3 separate regions of the Homo sapiens genome follow, and regions 1 and 2 are each linked to region 3. Evidence: chromatin loops called from intact Hi-C (ENCODE). Cell type or tissue: heart left ventricle. All regions are shown on one strand. Links, peaks and the distances in the headings refer to the core of each region. The heading gives the core; the rest is flanking DNA. Region 1 overlaps INTS6 (integrator complex subunit 6). Region 2 overlaps FAM124A (family with sequence similarity 124 member A). Region 3 has its middle 38 kb from the start of C13orf42.

Evidence for each region. A loop is a pair of places that touch in the nucleus more often than their neighbours do. Peaks named below come from ENCODE experiments on the same cell type or tissue, not always from the same donor. Only the 100,000 strongest peaks of a DNase experiment are listed, where the experiment ranks them.
Region 1: a loop joins it to region 3, with 2.3 times the contacts of the local background. A loop is called at or near these places in 7 of 110 quality-filtered maps.
Region 2: a loop joins it to region 3, with 15 times the contacts of the local background. A loop is called at or near these places in 89 of 110 quality-filtered maps.

Annotation. Positions count from the first base shown.
Region 1 is chr13:51,421,030-51,428,293 of GRCh38, forward strand. The region is part of intron 4 of INTS6 (integrator complex subunit 6); the gene reads right to left. Among named protein-coding and RNA genes, the nearest start is that of INTS6, 28 kb to the right of the region's middle. In heart left ventricle, for the core only: no CTCF peak of the experiment used is centred there; no DNase peak of the experiment used is centred there.
Region 2 is chr13:51,283,608-51,290,871 of GRCh38, forward strand. It overlaps FAM124A (family with sequence similarity 124 member A), which reads left to right. Exons shown (of 4, transcript NM_001242312.2): 4 at 1-632. Among named protein-coding and RNA genes, the nearest start is that of SERPINE3, 52 kb to the right of the region's middle. In heart left ventricle, for the core only: a CTCF peak has its summit at 2,992 (motif pointing left); a DNase peak (open chromatin) is centred at 2,974.
Region 3 is chr13:51,145,378-51,152,641 of GRCh38, forward strand. It overlaps a transcript of C13orf42 not described here. Among named protein-coding and RNA genes, the nearest start is that of C13orf42, 38 kb to the left of the region's middle. RefSeq lists an enhancer at 2,891-3,782. In heart left ventricle, for the core only: a CTCF peak has its summit at 3,792; a DNase peak (open chromatin) is centred at 2,946; H3K27ac peaks cover 249 bases.

The sequences.
Region 1 (7,264 bases), core at 976-5,975, 280 kb after region 3:
TAGGGTTGTCATTCTATGTTGAATCAGATTCTCCAACAAATAGTCATAGCCCCCAGAGAGAACTACACTCTACTCTGCTCACCTTTAAGGCTTTTTCTGAGGCCTTCCGAGATGACTAGCATCAGACTTTTGAGGAAGGCTAGCCATTAGACAAGGCTTTTCCCCACGATCTGACTGCTTGAAGTGACATCCAGGATCAGGTCGATCCTGTATCCAGGAATCATGACCCTCCCTGAGGCACCAGTCATCATGAGACAGTCAGTGCACTTTAGCACTTCTTGAAAACCACTGGGCTGCTCCTTTAGCTGAAAGGAAAAAAAACATCAAAACCACAACAAACAAAACAAAGGGGGAAAAATCAGTAATTCAATCTGAAAAGACAGAGCGTGGGGAAAAATATACCAAAACAGCCTTGTCTAGATCAAAATGCAGCCTTGCCTTGATGTAAAGCCCATAGTTTCAATGTCTTTCTAGTCACTGCACTAAGGTTATTCCTAATATAAAAGTCTAAAAAGTTTAATATCTACAGTATTACATCTGAAAAGAACAAGTGAAAGTGGAAGTTAAATAAAATCACTATGGAAATACAGCTAAATAAGTATTATCAAGGTATTTATAAATGACTAGCAGCCTAAGGGTTATTTACAAGAGAGTGCACCATCAGAAAACCACATACTCAACATTTTCATTCTCTCAAAATTGAAATCTGACATGGAGAAGCATGAAACACCCAAATAGGCTAAGTTTAACAGAAAAGTGCCAATCTATTAAATAAAAAATTAGGCTAGTATCCTCTGACTTACTTGACACCAGTACACAGAGTAAAACACACACACACACTGCTCTTAACCTAGCATTCTGTAGAATTTTCAATGTTTGCTTGAAATAAGCAATTTTAAATGTTCATATCATATGTCCTTAAATTTCAAACAAACTTTAAAAGCTGATTTAACGCTTATTTATTTAAATCTGCTTCAAAGTAAAAAAAAAATTTAACTATCAGAATCTGCTCATTTCAATTTTTAAATACAAAATATTTTCCTAAAACATAATGTTAAAAGGCAAGAAAAAGTCTTTGAGGTAATTGTTTTAAATGTTAAATTATAAATCCTTTAAAACATCCTTACACGAAAGGTAATGATACTTTGTCTGTCAATTACTTTACCTTCCTTTCTCCTCCTTTATTTTTTATCACCCACATCTCAGTTAACACTACCAAATATCCACATAGATGCCCAAGTTGGAAAGTGGAAAATAATACTAAACCAGTATATTTTTACTTATTTGAGAATATGATTAAAGCTATGGATCTCTTTACCCAGAAAAAAGTTCATGCACACAGATGGACAATGTGTAGACAGGATGTCAGGGAATTCACAGAACTCTCCTCAGACCAAGCATGGACCCTAGGTTCAGGGCTCCTGTCAAATACTTTGCCTTTTTTCTCCTATCTTACAAATCATCTTTGAAAACCTGCCTAGCTTACCTACCGAACCTCTCAGAATTCTGCCTTCCTGTCCAGCACTAGCTAAGTTTTGGCATTCCCCATATCTTCTAGGTTGTTACATGTAGTTTGCTAACTCTTCCCATCTTACCACCCTCCAGTCTACCTTTCACCTTGCTGGCACAGTAATCTTACTAAAATGCAAATCTGATCATGTGACTCACCTGCTTAAAATCTTCAATACCTTCCCTGCAAATGCTAACAGAATGAAGTCCTGTCTCCTTAGGGTGCTATTACCTGCCCTCTACCTACATTTCAAGCTTCTACTCTTCCTACCTATACTTTCCATACTCCAGGTGTACAATTTATAATCTCCTGATACACTGTTTTCAAGTCTTCATGCTTTTGCATACTGTTTTCTCTTCCTGATATGTCATGGCTCAATTCCTTACTCTTCCCTCAAAACTTTACTCCTTTCTTTACGCTGTCTCAGAACCTTCTGTTTATTTCTGCCATGAGATTTATCTTAATGTATTACAAATGTTTATTTACTTGCCTGTCTTCAAAGATAATACGTTTTCTAGCCTTGCTTAATTCCATCTGTGTGTCCCCAGTACCTAGAACATAAATATAGAACTAAATATAAACGTATGGAGCTGCCGCTATTCTTATACACAGCCAAAGTAACTATGTATCACAAGGAAAACTGTTGCTGAATTAATTTAAAATATACTTTCACAATTCAAAATCTAACGAATTCATTCTGGAAGGGTATTTTTGCAGCAACTGTCTAGAAAATTAAGTGTAACTATCACCAATTCTTTATAAACTGCTCTCATCTGGTAAGGTAGGGGGTGTGTGTGTGTGTGCATGTGTGTGTGTATAATGCTAATTACATGGACATCCAAATCAGGAATTATGGCTTAGTAAGGATACCAGAATACTATACCATCCTTTGGATAAAAATTCCTAAGCCAGGGATAAGAAACACATGACAGATAATATAAATTAACTGCTCTTCTCTTCTTAGCCTCTCTCCTCATATATGGGGTCTAAGGAGAGTCCTCAATATAGCACACTGTAAGCAGTAACTGCAGATTGACTGCAGTCAGCACAGAAGTTAATTTTTGGGGGCTATTCAATAACTTATTCTAAAATATCAAGCAAATTAGAAATTATCCTATTAAAAATATTCACAGAAGGCCAGTTCCATATCCCTTGGAAACCCGTTCCCAAATTTAACAATTCTAAAGGTCAAGAATTATTTTTATCCTAAAAAAATACTTTTTGGTGGCCTTCTAAGTCAAAAACATTTCTAACTTTCTAACCTGTTTTGTTAAAGTTGTTCATTTTCACATGCTTTTTGTGTAGCTTAAAAAAAATTGTGGTTAGATTGTGTTCTAAAACTATAGTTTCTAAATTTGACTGTACATCAGAATCACATGAGACACTGTAAAAATACAGATTCCCAGGTCCTTACCCAGATCAACTGAAACAAAATTTCCAGAATAAGAACAAAGGCATGTGTATTCTATAAGGCACACCAGGTGATTTTGATGCAGCCTGCAGCCATTTCAAAGCTACTGTTCTAAATACCACAGTACTTTATATATATAAGAGCTAGAATTGGATAATAGAAACATCTCTAAATAAAATTTTCCTTACATATGTAGACTCTCTTATTGCTTATTGGTTCTAACAGGCTAATAAACACAGGGTGAAATTGCTTCACCCTCTGAATAAAAACTATTTTGATATATCTTAACAAAGAATTCTAGATAGCGGATTAGTTACTGTGGCCATACAGCTTTGTTAGAATGATCAACCAGCATTTCTTTTAAATTTCTCCATTGTTGTGTTTGCCTAGAAGTACTGAAGAGTCTTTCTTACTACATGATCTTGAAAAAAAGTATATCAATAAGAGTACTGCAAATGTAAATTGCTGAAAACTTACTATATTAAATTGAAATATTTCATCAACTTCTTTAATTATGCATTATTATAATTACATATTTTTAAACTACTAATAATTGCAGATGTATATATTCCTATAACATACCAGCAGTAATAAATCCAGGGGTTGAGAGAACAGGGCCAAAAATATGAGTAGAAAAAGAAATACAAATGGTCTACATTCAACAAATTCTTATTAAATGTTCTTAGAAAGATGAATTGACAGAGACTAACATATACAGTAGTGTTATGCATGTATTTAGAACATCTGAATCGCAAATCAGTAAGACAAGAGCTAATCTTCAGATTTTTACTGAGTCCCTAGTAATATCACTATGAAGAGGCTACTACAGGATAAACATGAAAATTCAAACACATGTAACACAGATAAAATGTTTTATATTTTCTATCACACCACTGTGGCATCCCTCAAAATTCCTTACAGATCTTTTCAAAAAAGAGAAAGTTCTCCAAAATTCTAAGTGTCTTAGGAAAAGCAACTATTTTAAATATATATTTAAAAGTATACAATGAAATCAGAGTTTTGACACCCTAAGGCAAATATTTTTAGTGATTTTAGTGAATAAAAACATTTTATGGGAGGTAGGGGAGGGAGCTGTGGTTTTTTAATCATTTCAGATACTAGAAACTGATTTCAAAAATTTCTGGCCTGTCTTTTAATCATTAAGAATTAAATGCACATCATAATTATAATCTTCACCAGTTAAACTAAACCCATTTACAATGCCTAGAATTATCCATATCTCAAAGCATGGTGGACTTTTGCATCCATTTTTGAGAACCCACAAGTTGGAATAGAAGACCCCAATCTACAGCCATTTGAATACACAGCTGAGACTACTCATTCTCTTTCTATGAAGACATGCCCTTACCGAATATCTATCCCATGAAGTTACAAAAGTAGTTGTCCTAGTTGGGCTTAAAAAGCTGGGACAGCTAATAAGCAAGTAAAACTCTTCCCAACAGATTACTTTGGCTGCAAATACCTTCTCTCAACGTTAGCCTCCACAGCAATCATAACATTGGTAAAGAGATGCAGAAGGACTTGTCAGCATATAGAAATCTCAATATTTGAAAGACAATACTACTATTAGCACTTTCAAGGAAGAGAAAAATAACTGCTACACTATCCTGGAATGTCATTCATCACTAAGAAAGTACTGGCAGGATTTCTTCTGGGCTCCTCTATTGAGCAATATTCATTAGCCATGTGTTCCTGGAATCATAGTACAGAATAGTTTTCCATTGCAAAGCAGTACTAGAGAGGATTATCTGCAGATATCAGAAGAAAATCCTTTTCAATAACTCTAATTTGTTGATTCTACCAAAACATTTGATATATCAGTTATATAACATGACAAACAGTACTGAGTATCTGGACACAGGTATGTTTATCAACATCAACGGTAACTACTAAGGAAGTAAGTAATATAGTTTTATCGTGTTTCAGAATTCAAAGTCCTATCAAACACACTCCTCGTAAGTGAAAATGCTACAACCAGTTTTATCAAATAGCTGCATTAAAAAAAAAGCCAAATATATACACATAAAATTCAATCCAAGTAATCATCAGAAATCCTAGACAGTTATCCAAAAAGACTACACTAGAAATACATTCATGACACTTCAGACAATGGCCTGGACTTTTATTAAATGAGGCCCAAGGATATAATTGAAATCATAAATTAATGTAAAATGATCATATACAGCTCAAGATTTTCATTCATAATGTATCTATTACTTTTCTTTCCTAACTCATAACACATTGCTAAGTGACGAGCTGTCCCAGAGAACAGTATTCCTACATTTTTCTGACAAACAAGTTATAAGAAATTGGTTCATTTGGGCCTATACATACTTAGCCAGGTCAAGAGACAATATGGCACCACATTTTTCCTGCCGCTAGGAAAACTATTTTCTAGGCTCAAAACAACTTTACACTGGGCTTCTTCCTAAAATTCACAGATACAAGGTAGGAGCCACACCCTATGCCAAATCATCCATAAGATCCTTGAATTCAGTCATTCAAAAATGAAATTATACTATAAAAATGCACATTATACAAGATTTGACACACGAAAGGTAATATTAACCCTTCCCCTGCTTTAGTACTCCCACACACTTAGTATGTATCCTTATTTTATCATTCATAAAACCATTTAATAGGTGATTTCCCCCATAACACTGTGAACTTAAATATTAAGAACCAGATATGTCCTGTTTATCTTTGTTATCCTCATTGCCTAGAAATGCTCTGGTCATAATAGTTTTTCATGGAACACTGAATAAGAACAGAATACCTAAAAGACACTTACATAGAAAGCTGAAGTAGACAAATAAGAAATCAGATAAATAGAAGGTAAATTTTAAGAACACACAAATTTAGAATCAAGCAAAAAGGCAGCAGCCGTATCAGGAAGAAAGCACTGGTCTGGAGGTGCTGGAATGTCTTTGGAATTGATAAATTCTAATCTAGATTTTGGCAGTAACAAATGTTATAACCTAAGCAAATCACTCTGACTCCCTGGATCTCAATTTTCTCATTTGTAAAATATAAGACTAAATGAGTTCTATATTTCCTCATATGATATAAGGATGATTTTAAAGCAGCAAGAACATTTACTCCTGAAAAACAGCACCAACAGAACAGATATAATATACAATGTTGGATAACATGACTCTTAAGCAAAGGATATCATACAGGTGGAATTATACAACTCCATAAAAAGTAATAGGTCATACCAACACCAGCCACAAGCCAAACAGGAATTATGTACACATATCTCTAATGTGGAAATTAATGACACATTCATACACTGAATAAATCTAAAAAAGAATCAAGTTCTGCCAGAGGCAAAGGTTGAGAGATGTGAAAAGACAGTGATATAAAGGCAAAATTGTTATTCCCTAGTAGGAACCAGAATACAGATCATATCTAGCATTCATGCACGTGCACAATACAAACACAGAAGAACAATACAAAAAGCATCTTTATGCTTTTCTATGAATTGAAAAGCTCCTTAAAACAAATCCCATAATTATTTAGGCTAGAATATTTCACAATATCTCACAACATTTAGCAAAAATTAATCTAGGATAACTTTCTCATTGCTCCAACGAGAGTCTCGTTGGTACATTAAGAAGAAAACACGCAGGGAATCAAAGACATTCCTAACCTTGAAACAACTCACCGGCCTATGTTCCAACTTCAAAATAATTTACTTTTGCTTTAAAACAAATGAACCTTCCACCTCAGATAATAAGGTGCAACGGTAATCAATTTTGAACTCAATGACTACCAGATTCAATACACCAATGTTTATAATCAATACTTTTTAAAAATATAGGCTCTGTTGTCAATACTATGCTAGTATTGTAAAAGATAGAACTAAAAGGTAAAAACTCTGCCCACAGGAAAATCTTCCTAACCTTACTAGCAAGGTAGTTTCAGGTTATAAACACATTGCCCTATTTTTCCAAAATCCTTCCCAAGGAAAGACATAGGAAGAAAGGTGAGCAATTCCAATACACATGTATATTTCAAGATATTTTTAAGCTAGAAGAGGTCTCCACAAAACAAATTTTACAAACAAAACAGATCCAGACATATGGAAACAAAATACATTGTACCCCAAAGGGCATTTCTACAAAGGCAGTAGACAGCACCTCAAATGCATCACCTCGCACATAAGAATACTTTACAACAGAAAACAGAAATAACTTCTCAAGCAAAATCATTATGGATAAAAACAAAACAAACATTCAAAAGACTTTTAATTTATTAATATATAAAGTTGAATGAAGCTGTTAACTATTATGTGTCCTATTAAGAAGAAAAATTAATTT
Region 2 (7,264 bases), core at 967-5,966, 140 kb after region 3:
CAGCACTCCACCTTCTGCCCAGAAATGTGATTCAGTCAATAGCTGATGAGGAAAAGCAACCTGCAAACATTAGGAAGAAGGAGAAAAATAATTCAGAGGTGATGATACCACCTCCAATGAACAGGGAAGCAAGTTCATCAGTAACAAAAGTCAGTGAGGCAAAAAAAAAAAAAAAAAAAAAAAAAAAAGGCTAATGGCCGAGGGCTGGCTCCTTCTTTCTCCCTAATCAGTGTCCTTATTTCAGTGTGCTCACATGCTCGCCTAGGACTGCTTTAGAGTACAACTCTGGACCCGCCCTCATCACAGTCCAATCTACCAAACTGAGTGACCCTAAAGGACATCATAGACAACATTTGAAAGCAAGAAATGCAAAATGTTCCCATAGCATCAGGTGAGCAGGGAGAGGATGCCCACTGTAGACCACATGGAAATGGCAGTCCCTCCACGGAGAGGGAATCACAGGAACACATTTACCAAAGCCTTCCCTTCCATTCCTGGCCATTCCAGTAGCATCTTCCTCATCCAGAAGGGCTTCCAATACTCTCTGGAGGATCCTGACTCGTTTGGAGTATTATCCTTGTAAAAGATGCTGGCACATTGTAGGTGCTCAATAAATGTGTTCAATTGAAAAATATTGAGGTTGTCTCATAAATTATATCTATGTATTAGGCTCTGTAGTGTAAGAAGTCTAGATTGTAGCCCTGGTTTTTTGTCGCTTAATGGAACCGTGTCTCTTGTTTCCTTGGCCTTACGCTTCCTCCAGCATTGCCAGGGAGGGGATGTGTTGGTAAGTGCTCTGGTTGAGTTACATCCCATCCCTCATTTGCCTCTTTTCCAAGTAAGATCCCCTCAACCCCAAATTACTGCTCACGGTCCCACTTTGGCCTACACTAAACACCACCTAGTGTCTGCTTTAAAGAGCAAATCTTTCTCTGTCTGTCCCCAACTCACCTGGCAAGTCCTACAGAAATCATCTTGGGTCACCTCAACTGGTTAAAAGGAGCATAAGAGGAACTGGTGGAAGCAGTGGGTGAGCCACTGCAGAGACTTTTGTGACATGGGAGGGTTGATGTGTGCTTGAATAAATTGGGTTTTAGTAGTGGCTGCTCCTTGAGCCTCCGGGTCTGAGGGCAGGGGAACAGTCACAGCAGAGTGAACTGGACTGTACCACCCAGTGCGTTCCCAGGTGAGACTACATGTTTACTTTACTTAGAATGAGCTCCCGGCCACAAATAAATCAGGAGAAACGGAGGTATCTTCCTACCTCCCTATTTTCCTTTTTTTTTTTTTTTTTTTTTTTTGAGACAGGAAGGATATCACTGTCACCCAGGCTTAGTGCGGTGGCACAATCATGGCTTACTGCAGCCTCAACCTCCCAGGCTCAAGTGATCCACCCACCTCAGCTTTCTGAGTAGCTGGGACTACACATGCACCACTATGCCCCACTAATTTTTTATTTTTTGTAGAGACAGTCTTGCTATGTTGCCCAGGCTGGTCTCAAACTCCTGGACTCTAACCCTCCTCCCACTGCAGCCTCCCAAAGTGCTGGGATTACAGGCATGAGACAGAGCGCCCGGCCTATCTTTCTACTTTCTGTAGATGAATTAGTGCTCCAAACTGTCAGCCAAGAGGCATCTGAATAGATTCATTGAATTCCTGTAAGATTTTTAAGGGCAATAAAACCAACTGTGGACAGCTTCTCCCTCCTCATACCCTCAGACCGGTATCAGTGACCAGTTCTGACCAGTGATCCCTGGGTATGAATTTCAGGAGAGAAGTAGGAATAGCTGAATAGTCACCCTCTCCTTCTCCGCCCCAGGCCACATGGCTCCATGTGCTCATCATTTGTAGGGTTCTGCTTCTCTTGCATTCCTGAGAAATACAATTGATCAGATACTACAGAGGCTTCAGAAAATAGCATGAGAAGCTGACATGAATAAATTGCGTTCTCAAGGGAAACACCTTTTGACACACTATTATTATAACAAATGGAACCACAAAGGGTCAGGAACCTGAATTTAAAGATTATATATAAGTACATTCTTCCACCTTTTACTGAAGGCTTTTTCTAGTCTTGGGCACAGAGGTCTATTTACAAAGTGGCTTTAAAAGATCTGATTTCCCTGAGTGAATAATGGAGGCAAACATGAATGGTAATGTCGGCAGGCTTGGGTCTTTTTAACAATTTCCATCTTAGAGGGCTGAGGACCCGTGTCCAGTGATGTGCCCACTATAAGGAACAACACACTCATTTCAGACTGAAGTCACTAGAATACACGGTGAAGGCAAAAAGACCCCTTCTGGGTCCCACTGACAACCTCCATGAACTCTGTGATGAGGGTGTCGCCTCCTGTTATCTGGGATGGTGGCATAGAAAAATGGAGCTGTAGGCCAGGTACGGTAGCTCACACCTGTAATCCCAACAGTTTGGGAGGCCGAGGTGGGTGAATCACTTGAGGTCAGGAGTTTGAGCTCAGCCTGGCTAACATGGTGAAACCCCTTCTCTACTAAAAATACAGAAATTAGCTGGGCATGGTGGCACACACCTGTAATCCTAGCTACTTGAGAGGCTGAGGCAGGAGAATTGCTTGAACCTGGGAGGCAGAGGTTGCAGTGAGCTGAGATCACACCACTGCACTCCAGCCTGGGTGACAAAGCAAGACTCCATCTCAAAAAAAAAAAAAAAAAGAAAGAAAAATGGAGCTGCTTCACCATGCCCCACTGCCCTGTTCTGGCTGGGAGTGGTCCATTTGAGACATTTGAAATATTGATCTTATCAATTGAGCACCTGAAAGAGGCTGCCTGACTCCCTTAGATCAGCCTTGCTCAGTCCCTAAAGCTAAACCCAGAGCATTTTGGATTGGAGTCACTCTGAATGTGTGTGGCACAGCCCAAGAACCGGCCGGCTAGCTAAACAGAAACGCTTTCAAGCCAAATCGCATCCCTGAAGGTGGCTGTGGGGAAGCTTTGGTGCCACCTGGTGGCCGCTGTGCCCGGGAGGGTCACTGAGTGCCCTTTTCATTGAAGAAGCCTCCACCTGGATGAACTTCACTTTATTATCCTGCATTTAATTTTTTAAGCTGTTTATGTCTACAAAGGATTGAGGCAATTTAATTTCCAAATGAAACAACACAATGCAAATAGTAAAGCAGGCCCCCAAAAAGGAGTCTACAACTATGTCCACCGTAAAGAAAAATGTAACTGCTACAGCAGTTTCCTGGAATTTCCTGGAAGCCAGAGCGAAAAGGGAAAGAGATGAGTAGCTGTCTAGTTCTCATTTACGATTAAAGAATCTAGGCCAGGTGCGGTGTCTCACGCTTGTAATCCCAGCACTTTGGGAGGCTGAGGCGGGTGGATCACGAGGTCAGGAGATAGAGACCACCCTGGCAACACAGTGAAACCCCGTCTCTACTAAAAATACAAAAAATTAGCCGGGCGTGATGGCGGGAGCCTGTCGTCCCAGCTACTCGGGAGGCTGAGGCAGGAGAATGGCTTGAACCCGGGAGACGGAGCTTGCAGTGAGTGAGCCGAGATCGTGCCACTGCACTCCAGCCTGAGCAACCGAGCGAGACTCCGTCTCAAAAAAAAAAAAAAAAAAAAAAGGAATCTAGAAACACTGTCTTCTTTCATTGTAATTTAAGTTTCCTCAACACAGTTCCTCAGAAAAAAACAAGTTTTTCTTAGCACAGATTTCTAAAATCTCTTTCTCACCAGGGGATTTTCATTAGGGATTTTCTCTGTAGGGTTACTAATTTGGACCAAGTCTTGGGCTTTCTTGCTTGGGGGACAGAATCAGCAACAGCTGGAGGAGACAGCGCACCCACAGCTTGTGGGTGAGGCTCCCTAGACATCCTTCTCCGGCCGCACTGTGCAGCAAGGTGGAAATTTCTCTCAGCAGAAAGCCTAGAGGGCTGGGCTTCTCCAATGCTCTTGAGGCCGTATCTGTAGAGTTTAGAAACAGAAGGGCCGATAATAAGGTTGCTTCCCTTTCTGAAGCTAACCTTGCCCCTGTTCAACCAAGGCCAGAAGCGTCTACTACCTCCCCAGGTTTCCTCATCACATAAGATGTGTCAGATCCTAATGAGGTAAGAAGCAAGAGGAGACTAAAGAGTAGGCTGGATTGACTGCCGGGGGCGTAGCTCTTAGCAGTGGCCTGAAGACTGAAAATGCAGCCTGTCAGAACAGAGGAAACTGAGGTGCAGCGGGAGACTCCTCAACCTATTTCTACTCCAAGAGTTATGTTCCACTTCCTGCAAAATGAGCCTCCTGTGCCCGATATGAGCTAAATCACCTCATGCCAGGGCCTCTGAAATTCTCCTTGGCCATAAAGCTCTGTGGCTGTCTGGGCCTGTGTTCATCACCCGAGCTGGTTCTGCACTCCTGCAGTGACCTCTTTGGTCATTTGGTCATTTCAGAGCTCACTGCCCCCTACCCCCACAATGGCTTCCCAGGAGTATTCCCTCTGGCCAGCTTTACCCTTGCTGGAAATGGTGAACTGGCTGCAGCTGTGGAGGTGAGCGCCTGGGAATCTGGCAGCAGGCTCAGGACTGTGACCTGACCACCTGTGGCCCACCCAGGGAATTCTGCATGGTCACATTCTGTTCACCTTTGCTCCAAATTCAGTACACACTGGAGCTTTCCATTTGGAGGACACTGGCTTTCCTTTCCCATCCTGCATGGGCCTGGCCTCTCTTGCACATTCAGCCACACTTTCCTGGGTGCTAGACCTGAATTTTCAGCTTCCTGCAATATACCCATGACTTGGGGTTTTCCTGTGCCACCAAATCCACGCCAAACCACCACACACACCCCTACACCAATAAGGAGCATCTCCATCTCCTCCATCTCCTCCTCCTCCTCCATCTCCTCCTCCTCCTCCATCTCCTCCTCCATCTCTCCTCCTTCTCCTCCTCCTCCATCTCCTCCTCCTCCATCTCCTCCTCCTCCTCCTCCATCTCCTCCTCCTCCTCCTCCTCCATCTCCTCCTCCTCCTCCTCCTCCATCTCCTCCTCCTCCTCCTCCATCTCCTCCTCCTCCTCCTCCATCTCCTCCTCCTCCTGCTCCCCCCCCCACCTCGCCTTCTCTCTCATCATTCACATTCGAAAATGAAGAGTGAAGCACCAAGATAGCCCAATGGAGAGAAGCAGGGCTTTGGGGTCACACGTATCGGACTTTGAATCCCACCCAGACTTGCTAGCTGTGTGACCCTAATCAAGCTATTCCATTTCTCACTCTTGGGTTCCTCATTTGCAAAGTGGGAGGAGTAGGGTGCAGTAAGTGAGGTACATGCCTCAGGGGCAAAACTTAAGAGGGTTCCCAAAACCTCATTCATTAAGATTAATATTACTTTTGAACTCCTAGAAGTAAAAAGTAAAACAGAGGATACTAGAGGCTGGGAAGGTTAGGGGGAAAGGAGGGAAGGGGAGAGATTTGTTAGAGGACACGAAATTATAGCTAGACAGGAGGAATAAGTTCTAGTGTCCTGTATCACTGCAGGATGACTCTAGGTAACAATATTATGTAGTTTTAAATCACTAGGAGGGGGATATTGAATGTTTCCCACACAAAGAAATGATAAATGTTTGAGATGACGGATATGTTAATTACTCTGATCACTATAGATTATAGGGATCCAAACATTACTACGTACCCTATGATATGTACAATTATTTGTCAATTTAAAAATAAACTAAAAAAAGAGATTATTAATAATAACATTTTAAGGAATGAAGCCTTCTTCATAGGGTCATTCTGAAGAATAAATGAGATCCAGAGGCAAAGTCTGGCACAATGAGCTGTCATTTCCAACTTTCATATTAGCAAAGGTTTTGAAGATAATGCTCCATGATGTTTATTCATGGTTTTTAGCATGGGAAAGAACTGTAGCCATAGATATATCAGTAGCCTTAAAAATGCTTATGTCAGGTAGGGTGTGGTGGCTCACGCCTGTCATCCCAGCATTTTGGGAGGCTGAGGCAAGCCAATCGCTTGAGCCCAGGAGTTTGAGACCAGCCTGGGCAACATGGTGAGACTTCATCTCTACTAAAAATTAAAAAAAAAAAAAATTAGCCAGATGTGGTGGTGCATGCCTGTGGTCCCAGCTACTTGGGAGGCTGAGGTGAGAGGATCACCTGAGCCCCAGGAGGTCCAGGCTACAGTGAGCCTTGATCATGCCACTGCACTCTGGTCTGGGCAACAGAGTAAAACACTATCTTAAAAAAAAATGCTTATGTCTGATAATTTAGTTTCTGGGAGACTATCCCAAGGAAATTATCCAAAGCAGAGGTAAATACTTATACACTTGTTTGTCGCAGTACAATTTATAATAGCAAGCCATTGGGGAACAACCTGAATGTGCAGTACATTCATAAGAAAGAAAAGTAAATGAGGTGCCCAGGAAATGGAATATTATACAACCATGACAAATAATGCTTCAAAGCATGTTTAATAACAAAGGGAAAGCTTGACATAACTTTAAGCTTTAAAACATCAGGATAGAATGTTAAATATAATAAAATGCCCTTGACCATGTAAGATACTGTAGAAAAAATAGATTGTAAAAAAGTGTGTCAAAGGAGGATGGCTTTTGCTTCTGGGTGGTAGAAGCATGGATGGTATCTCTTCTTTTTCATTTTCCTTTTTGAACTTGACATCTTATATGATAAACATTTATTAATTTTATAATTAAAAGGTAAAGATAATAAAACTGGGCTGGGCACTGTGGCTCTTGTCTGTAATCCCAGCACTTAGGGAGGCTGAGGTGGGAGGAGTTTGAGACCAGCCTGGGCAACAGAGTGAGACCCATCTCTACAAAAAATATTTAAAAACTGGCCGGGCATGGCAATGCATCCTTGTAGTCCCAGCTACTTGAGAGACTGAGGTAGGAGGATCACTTGAGCCCAGGAGTTTGAAGCTGCAGTAAGCTATGATGGTACCACTACACTCCAGCCTGGGTGACAGAGTGAAACCCTGTCTAAAACAAAAATGAAAACCTGGAGAACCCTAGCCCCCTTTGAGTGTTCTGCACCTTCACATCACATCACATCTGTCCCCTCCATCTCATTTGTCCTCTCCAGGTTTTGTGTGTTGTGTGTTTCTGCTCCTTCCTTTCCCTCCCACCTTAGTTACACAGGTGGGATAAACTAGTGGTTAGAGCAAGGGTCTTCTAATCCTTAACTTGAACAACTTCCTTAACCTTCTGTGACTCAGTCTCCTCATCTGTAAAGTGGGGACATTCTAATACTCCTCTAATACTCCACATCTC
Region 3 (7,264 bases), core at 1,586-6,585:
CCTATTTTCTCTTCACAGGACATGAGACTTCATAACCTGCTAAAAATGAGATTTCCAGACCTACCCATCTAGAAATAAACCATCCTAGCTATGAGAGATCAGATGAAACCTGAGACCAGAGATTCATTTTCTTGTAAAATGCTTTCTCCAAAAGATTTTTTTAAAAAAGGGGGGAAATGTTAAAGGAGAATATCTTGGGCCCCCAAAATCACTAAAGAAAACTCAAGCTGGGAACTGCTTAGGGCAAACTTGCCTCCCATTCTATTCAAAGTCACTCCTCTGCTCACTGAGACAGGTGCGTATCTGATTGCCTCCTTTGGAAAGACTAATGAGAAACTCAAAAGAATATAACCATTTATGTATCACCCATCTGTGACCTGGAAGCTCCCTCTCTGCTTCCAGTCTTCCTGCCTTTGCTTCAAGTTATCCCACCTTTCCAGACCGAACCAATGTACTTCTAACATATATTGATTGACGTCTCATGTCTCCTTCAATGCATAAAACCAAGTTGTGCTCTGACCACCTTGGGCACATGTCTCAGGACTTCCTGAGGCTGTGTCACGAGCAAGTTCTCAACCTTGGCAAAATAAACTTTCTAAATTAACTGAGACCTGTCTCAACTTTTCGGGGTTCATAGAAGACAAGACAAATAAGTTCTAGAGCAATGCTGTGCAATATTGTGCCTGTAGATAATACTGTGTTGTACATTTAAACATTATTGAAAGGGTAAATCTCATGTTAAATGTTCTTACCTAAATAAAACTTTAAAATTTGTTTAAATAAAAAATAATATAAATATATAAAAGGCACCCAAAATTAACCTATTTTGGAACACCCCCAAGCTTTGATACCCAAAGCCTCTGATAAATGGACATCTGAGATCCCTGCCTCAATCAGAGATAACACAGGAAACTCACTTTTGTATTGACGGATTCCTTACCCCTTTCTTCATCTGTCAGCTACGGTCCATGTGGAACAAAACAAGCCTGTTGTGTCCCCTGAAATGCAAATAAAATCTCTTCTTGCTGTGAACCTCGAATATCCGAGACAGCTGTCAATCAGTTTAAGAAGTTTATTTTGCCAAAGTTAAGGACGCACGCCCATGACACAGCCTCAGGAGGTCCTGATAACATGTGCCCAAGGTGGTCTGAGCACAACTTGGTTTTATACATTTTAGGGAGACATGAGACATCAATCAATATATGTAAGATGAGCATTGGTTTGATCTGGAAAGGCAGAACAACTTGAAGCAAAGGACTCACAGTGGGGAGGGGGCTTCCAGGTCTTTGGTAGATAAGAGACAAATGGTTGCATTCTTTTCAGTTTCTGATTAGCTCTTCCAAAGGAGGCAATCAAATACACATTTATCTCAGTGAGCAGAGGGATAACTTTGAATAGAATGGGAGGTGGGTTTGCCCTAAGCAGTTCCCAGCTTGACTTTTCCCTTTAGCTTAGTGATTTGGGAAACCTGAGACTTATTTTCCTTTCACATTGCCCAGAGCTCTGGGTTTCTCTATCTCAGTGTCTGTCTGGCCTGCACCCATCACCAAACCAGGTTCCTCAACCTGCAGTGGCCCGCTTTGATCCCCTGGTCAGTGTCAAAGCTCACAGTACTTCCCTAGGCTTCTATCAACCTCAGGATTGCCTACCCTTGCTGGAAGCAGTAAAACAGCTGCAGCTGCAAAAGGTGGGGGCAGGCCAGGGGAGAGGTGGCATCCCAGGGAAGTCCCAGGTACTGACCATGTGTCCCCCTCCCAGGTACTCTGCTGGGGTGTGGATGCTGCACCATTTCCTGTTCTGCATCTGCATAGCATCTACACATTGCTCTCAGACCTTGGACTAGGTGTGGTGGGGACCCCCTTTCTTATCTCCTACACAGGAGAACAGTCTCTGTGAGAGTCAGTCCTGCTATAGGACAAATCCCGCTTTGGTGCCTGTGGCCTAGCTCCCTCCGTGCCTGTGAGAGAAGGGGCAGGGGCCTGGGTCCCAGTCATGGCTCTGCTGACCATGGGACAGTGGCTGCTGTGATCCTCCAGGGCTCTGTGGACTCATTTTAAACGCAAGGGGTGAGGCCAGGTATGGTGGCTCATGCCTGTAATCCCAGTACTTTGGGAGGCCGAGGTGGGTGGATCACCTGAGGTCAGGAGTTCGAGACGAGCCTGGCCAACATAGTGGAACCCCATCTCTACAAAAACACAAAAATTAGCCGGGCATGATGGCGGGTGCCTGTAATCCCAGCTACTCGGGAGGCTGAGGCTGGAGAATCGCTTGAACCCGGGAGGCAGAGGTTGCAGTGAGCTGATATCGCACCATTGCACTCCAGCCTGGGCAACAGAGCAAGACTGTGTCTCAAAAAAAAACAACGAAGGGGTGGATTTGGTCCAGGTCTTCAACCCTAGTTGCACATTAGAATCAATCACCTGAGAGATGTTTAAAAATACCCATGCCTGATCCTCCTCACAGACCAATTAAATCAGAACCTCCAGCAGGGAGGAACGGGTCTGTGGCTAATAAAACGGCTCAGTTGATTCTCACATATGGAGAGGGCTTGAGAAGCCCCGGATTAGGGGATCTGCAAGGGCCTCCTATGTCTGACGTTTGCCACTCTGTATATGACAGAATCATAGGGTCCCTGGGCTCTGGGTGCTGGTGGACCCTCCCCCAACACATGGAACCAAGCAAATGGAAATGAAACAGCACTGGATGACGCTTTGCATCTGCATAGCACTTTGACCCATGTGATTTCCGTAAAATCCCATGGCAAATTGGACCCCTATGATTACTTCTAGTGGAGAGGAAGGAAAAGAAACAAGGGCCAGCCAGGGAGAGGTCTCCCCAGGCCTTGCCAGCAGCCTGCCTCCCAGTCCTTGGGCTCAGCCAAGCCTCTTCATCTCTTTACAGAGACAAGGGAGCGCCTGCCCTGTGCCAGGCACTGCAGCAGGAAGGACTACGTCAGCAACATAGCACACACGCACGGCCCCTGCCCTCAGCAGGGGAGGAGAGCGACGCACAGGAAAACATCTTAAATGGTGTGATAGGCATCATGAAGGACGCCCACAGGGTGCCATGCAGAGAACAATGGTGGTGGCAGGAAGCCCCACAGGGAGGTGACATTTCAGTGAAGAGCTGTAAGGTAAAAGCCGGCAGCCCCCTGCAGAGCCAGGAGGCTCACGAAGGAAGAGCACAGCTCATGCAATCCCCTGAGGTCCCCCTGGAGGGGGGTCCAATGACACCTGGGGATGAGAAGGAAAGTCATCCTTTCCCTCCACCACATGGTGGGGCTTCTGGCTTATGGACAGGAACCCACTCCCACTGGGCAGCGACGTGCCTTAGGAAAAGGAAGAACAAACCCCCTAACTGGCTGAGGGCCCAAATGCCCCGCTGGCCTCAGGAGCCAGGGCTCTTTGAGGGTACCCTCCGCCGCCAGGCCCCAGCTGGGCCCGTATTGACCGTTTGGGCTTGCTGCTGCCTCCACGCCCTGGCTGCCCACCTCAAAGGCTCCCAGGACTCCACGGCTCAGGCTCCCTCTTGCAGGCAGCTGCTCCTTCCTGGGGCCAGGCTTCCCTTTACTCTGCAGAGGGGAATGGGTGCTGTTTTCCTTCCCCTCACAAAGCATCTTTCTGACTGCCCACCTCCTGCCCCACACAGTTTGAAAGGCTGATAGTTTCGAGATTCTGAATGAGGCTTCTGCAGAGGCCTTCTTGTGCTCCACAAGAAGGGCTGGGCAAGAATTTCAACCACGCTGCTAATTTCAGTCCGTCACTGCGGTGGCAGCTTCATATTTTCCCACTAGATGGGGTTCTTGATCTCTGCAGCTAAAGATCAGCTAGCTAGAGAGAATTCCAAATCATTTAATTTGGCTCTGAAGGCTGCTTAGAAATTTTATTCAAAGCAGAGGGAAATCTTTTATAGGAAGTGGCCAAAGGCTGAAATTGAAAAAAAAAAAAAAAAAACCCTAAAAATCTGGTTTCTGTATCTTCCTTAATTAGCAAAGGTGATAAAGGGTAATAAGTGAAAATGTTTGCAAAGGAAACCTAGCAAATCTGAAATACAGATGCAAATGGAGTGAGCTAGAAATGATTTCTCTAAAGAGCCATTTTGAACAATGCTGTAACTGCTTCTTCCCTTTGAGACAGCCAGAAGCATTGACCCTGGACATTCAAGCTGAAAAAAATATCCTTTGGTCTGGTCATTATCACCATTCTGCTTGATCAATGGTAGCCTGGTTCTCATTGATCCACTCCAGCCCCCAGACACACAAGAGAGGTAGCACAAGGTAGACGCATAGTGAAGCCACTATGAGCCAAAGGCAATTATGTTTTTCCAGTGCAAACTCATTTTGCTCAGTTCGGGAAACAGTTATATCTTTGAAGTCATTTAGCATGAATATTTCTCTTCATCATCAATAATAAGCACCTCTCTTGTCCCTTCCTCTGTAGGAAGGCTTTCTCTGACGTTTTTAGGCAGAGTTGAGATGGTGCCAGAAACAGCAAGAACAAAAAGATACTAACACTAACCCTGTCTTCAAGAGTCTATATCTTAGCCCAAGAAATAGCACTCTTCCCAGAAAACAGTAGAAGATACACATTATTTACATCATCTTAGAACTTTGCATGGATAAATGAAATATTTGACGAATAAACTCAGACCTTTGTATTTAGAAGTTAGAATTTTCCGTAGATATAAAACCAGTTTTAAAGAAGCTTCCCTTTTGAAGTGCCATAACAGAATTGCACAAGAATTATGGACAAAATTATGTAGACAAAAACACATGATCAGCTTTTACTGCTGACATTTTCATTTACTGTGGTGTCGTTTGTGGGACCCCCACATTTCTCCAGAATTGGGGATATTTTTTAACAGGCAGCCCTTGGTCACTTGGTCACAGTGAAAACAAACATCTTTGAGCACTTGGTCATTGTATGTCACAATTTTCAAATTTACAGCCACCAGCGTATCCTACTGGGGCGACTGGGGGAATCAATACTGGGCTTTATTCTTATTATATACTTGGAACAGGTTCAATGTAGTCCCTTAGGAAGTAATATTAGAACTTCAATCACACGGGAAGGGAGGCTTTAAGAAAGTTGCTTCTGTTAACACACTCCTCCGTCCTGGTCACAACCAAAACATATATATTCAGCCCAAATTTGGCATAAATTCTGCGTAAATTATATATACTTTCAGCAGTTCTACAAACATTTTTCAAGAAGACTGGCTGTATAACAGAACCTCTTTCTTTCCAGAAAGCAGCTTTGGCCATCCTAAAAAATGCAGTGGACTAATCCAGATGAGCCCATCAATTTGCCTAGGGGTCACTGCTTGTGCCACCAGAAAGATACTCGCAGAGAGACCCTCAACAACTGGGGCTATGTTGTTCCATCCCAGAATGAAAACTAAAACTAGAGCTGCATTAGCACTTGCTGAGGTAAACTGAATTCCTTGGTTCTATGCAGATCTTGCCTGTGTATGGATGACTAGAATCAAAAGGCTACCAATGTCTTCTGAGATGCCAGAAGTCAGAAATAATCCCAGCTAAATGAAAAATACCAGAAATGCTACCAAAAAAATTGGCCACAGCAAGTACAGAGCTGTAGAATCTTCAACTCTTCAGAACCCCCCTGGCCTGAGCTGTGTGCATAAGGCCAATCACAGGCACAAATTCACTCTATAGACACTAGTCAAACATTGTAGTAGACAGAATAACAGCCCCTAAAGACGTCCACACATGAATCCCTGCAACCTGTGAATATGTCACACCACATGGTAATGTTACATATGCGAATATGTTACACCACATGGTAAAGGGAATTAAGGCTGCTAATCAGGTTAAGATGGGGGGATTTTCCAGATTATCTTTCTTAAAAATGGAAGAGGGTGGCAGGAGAGGGCAGAAAAATGAAATGTGAGAGAGACTCAGCACACCATTGCTGACTTTCAAGACAGAGGAAGGGGCCAGAAGCCAAGAAATGCAGGTAGCCCCAAAAGCTGGAAAAGGAAAAAAAAAAGAAAAAACAAACAAACAAACAAACAAAAACTCAGATTCTTCCCTAGAGCCTCTAGAAGGAACTGAACCCTGCGGACACCTTGATTTTTAGCCCAGTGAGACCTGTGTTGGACATCTAACCTAGAGAACTTCATATTGCTTTAAGCCACTAAGTTGGTGATGATTTGTTCCAGCAGTAATAGGAAATCAATATAAGCACCTTCTATGACCAGGCACTGACCCTGCCAATGCAAATATGCCCGGCATTCCAGAGACACATAGTCCAGTAGGGAGAGAAAATTCTGCACATGCAGGTAAAGCAACATGCTATGCACTAAACATGCATGTACCAAGCCCTGAGGGAGCACTGAGCTGATGGTGCTCCCCTTTGCCTGGGGGAGCCAAGGAAGGCTTCCTGGAGCAGAGGAGACATTTCAGCTTAACCTAGAAGCCTGATAGAAGGGGTCTGTACTATTCTGGACTTACATGGTCCCAGGGCCTTTTATTTAGACATGAATGCTGAAGAAGGAAGCAGTTTTTTATTGTCCAGGCTGGTCTAGACCCTTGATCCTCAAAGTATGGTCCAGGAGTCACGTGGGAGCTTGTTAGAAATGCAGAATCTCTGGCCCAGCCCAGCCCTACCAGGAGAGAATCTTCATTCTAACAAGATCCCAGGGGATTCATAGGTGCATGACAGTTTAAGAATCACTGCCCCAAATAACAATATTCTCATACTCACCACAGTGTGGAAAGAAAGAAACAGGTTCCAGAAATTGTTTACATATGTAACCCTGATAGCATGGAGGTCCCTCAGAACATTCCTACTGCTATGTGACCATGCTTAGAACGGTGCACTCCAGCTCTGTGTCGTTTCTCAGCATCTACATAGACATCACATACACCATCAGGCTGTACGTCTCCTGTGGAAACATTTAGCAGGCTTTATTTTATAAACACTTGGTTACAAACATCACCCAGTTCTTCCATTTATTTATTTTTTAAGAGATGGGGTCTCACTCTGTTGCCAGGGCTGAAGTGCAGTGGCACGAACCTGGCTCACTGCAGCCCTGACCTCCTGGGCTCTAGTGATCCTCTCAGCTCAGTTTCTCTGAATAGCTGGAACTACAGGTGCATGCCACCATACCTGGCTAATGTTTAAATATTTTTTAGAGATGGGGTTCTTGCTCTGTTGCCCAGGCTGGTGTCAAACTTCTGGTCTCAAATGATCCTCCTGCCTCAGCCTAACCCATTTCTTTTTTAGAAAACACAACTTCAGCT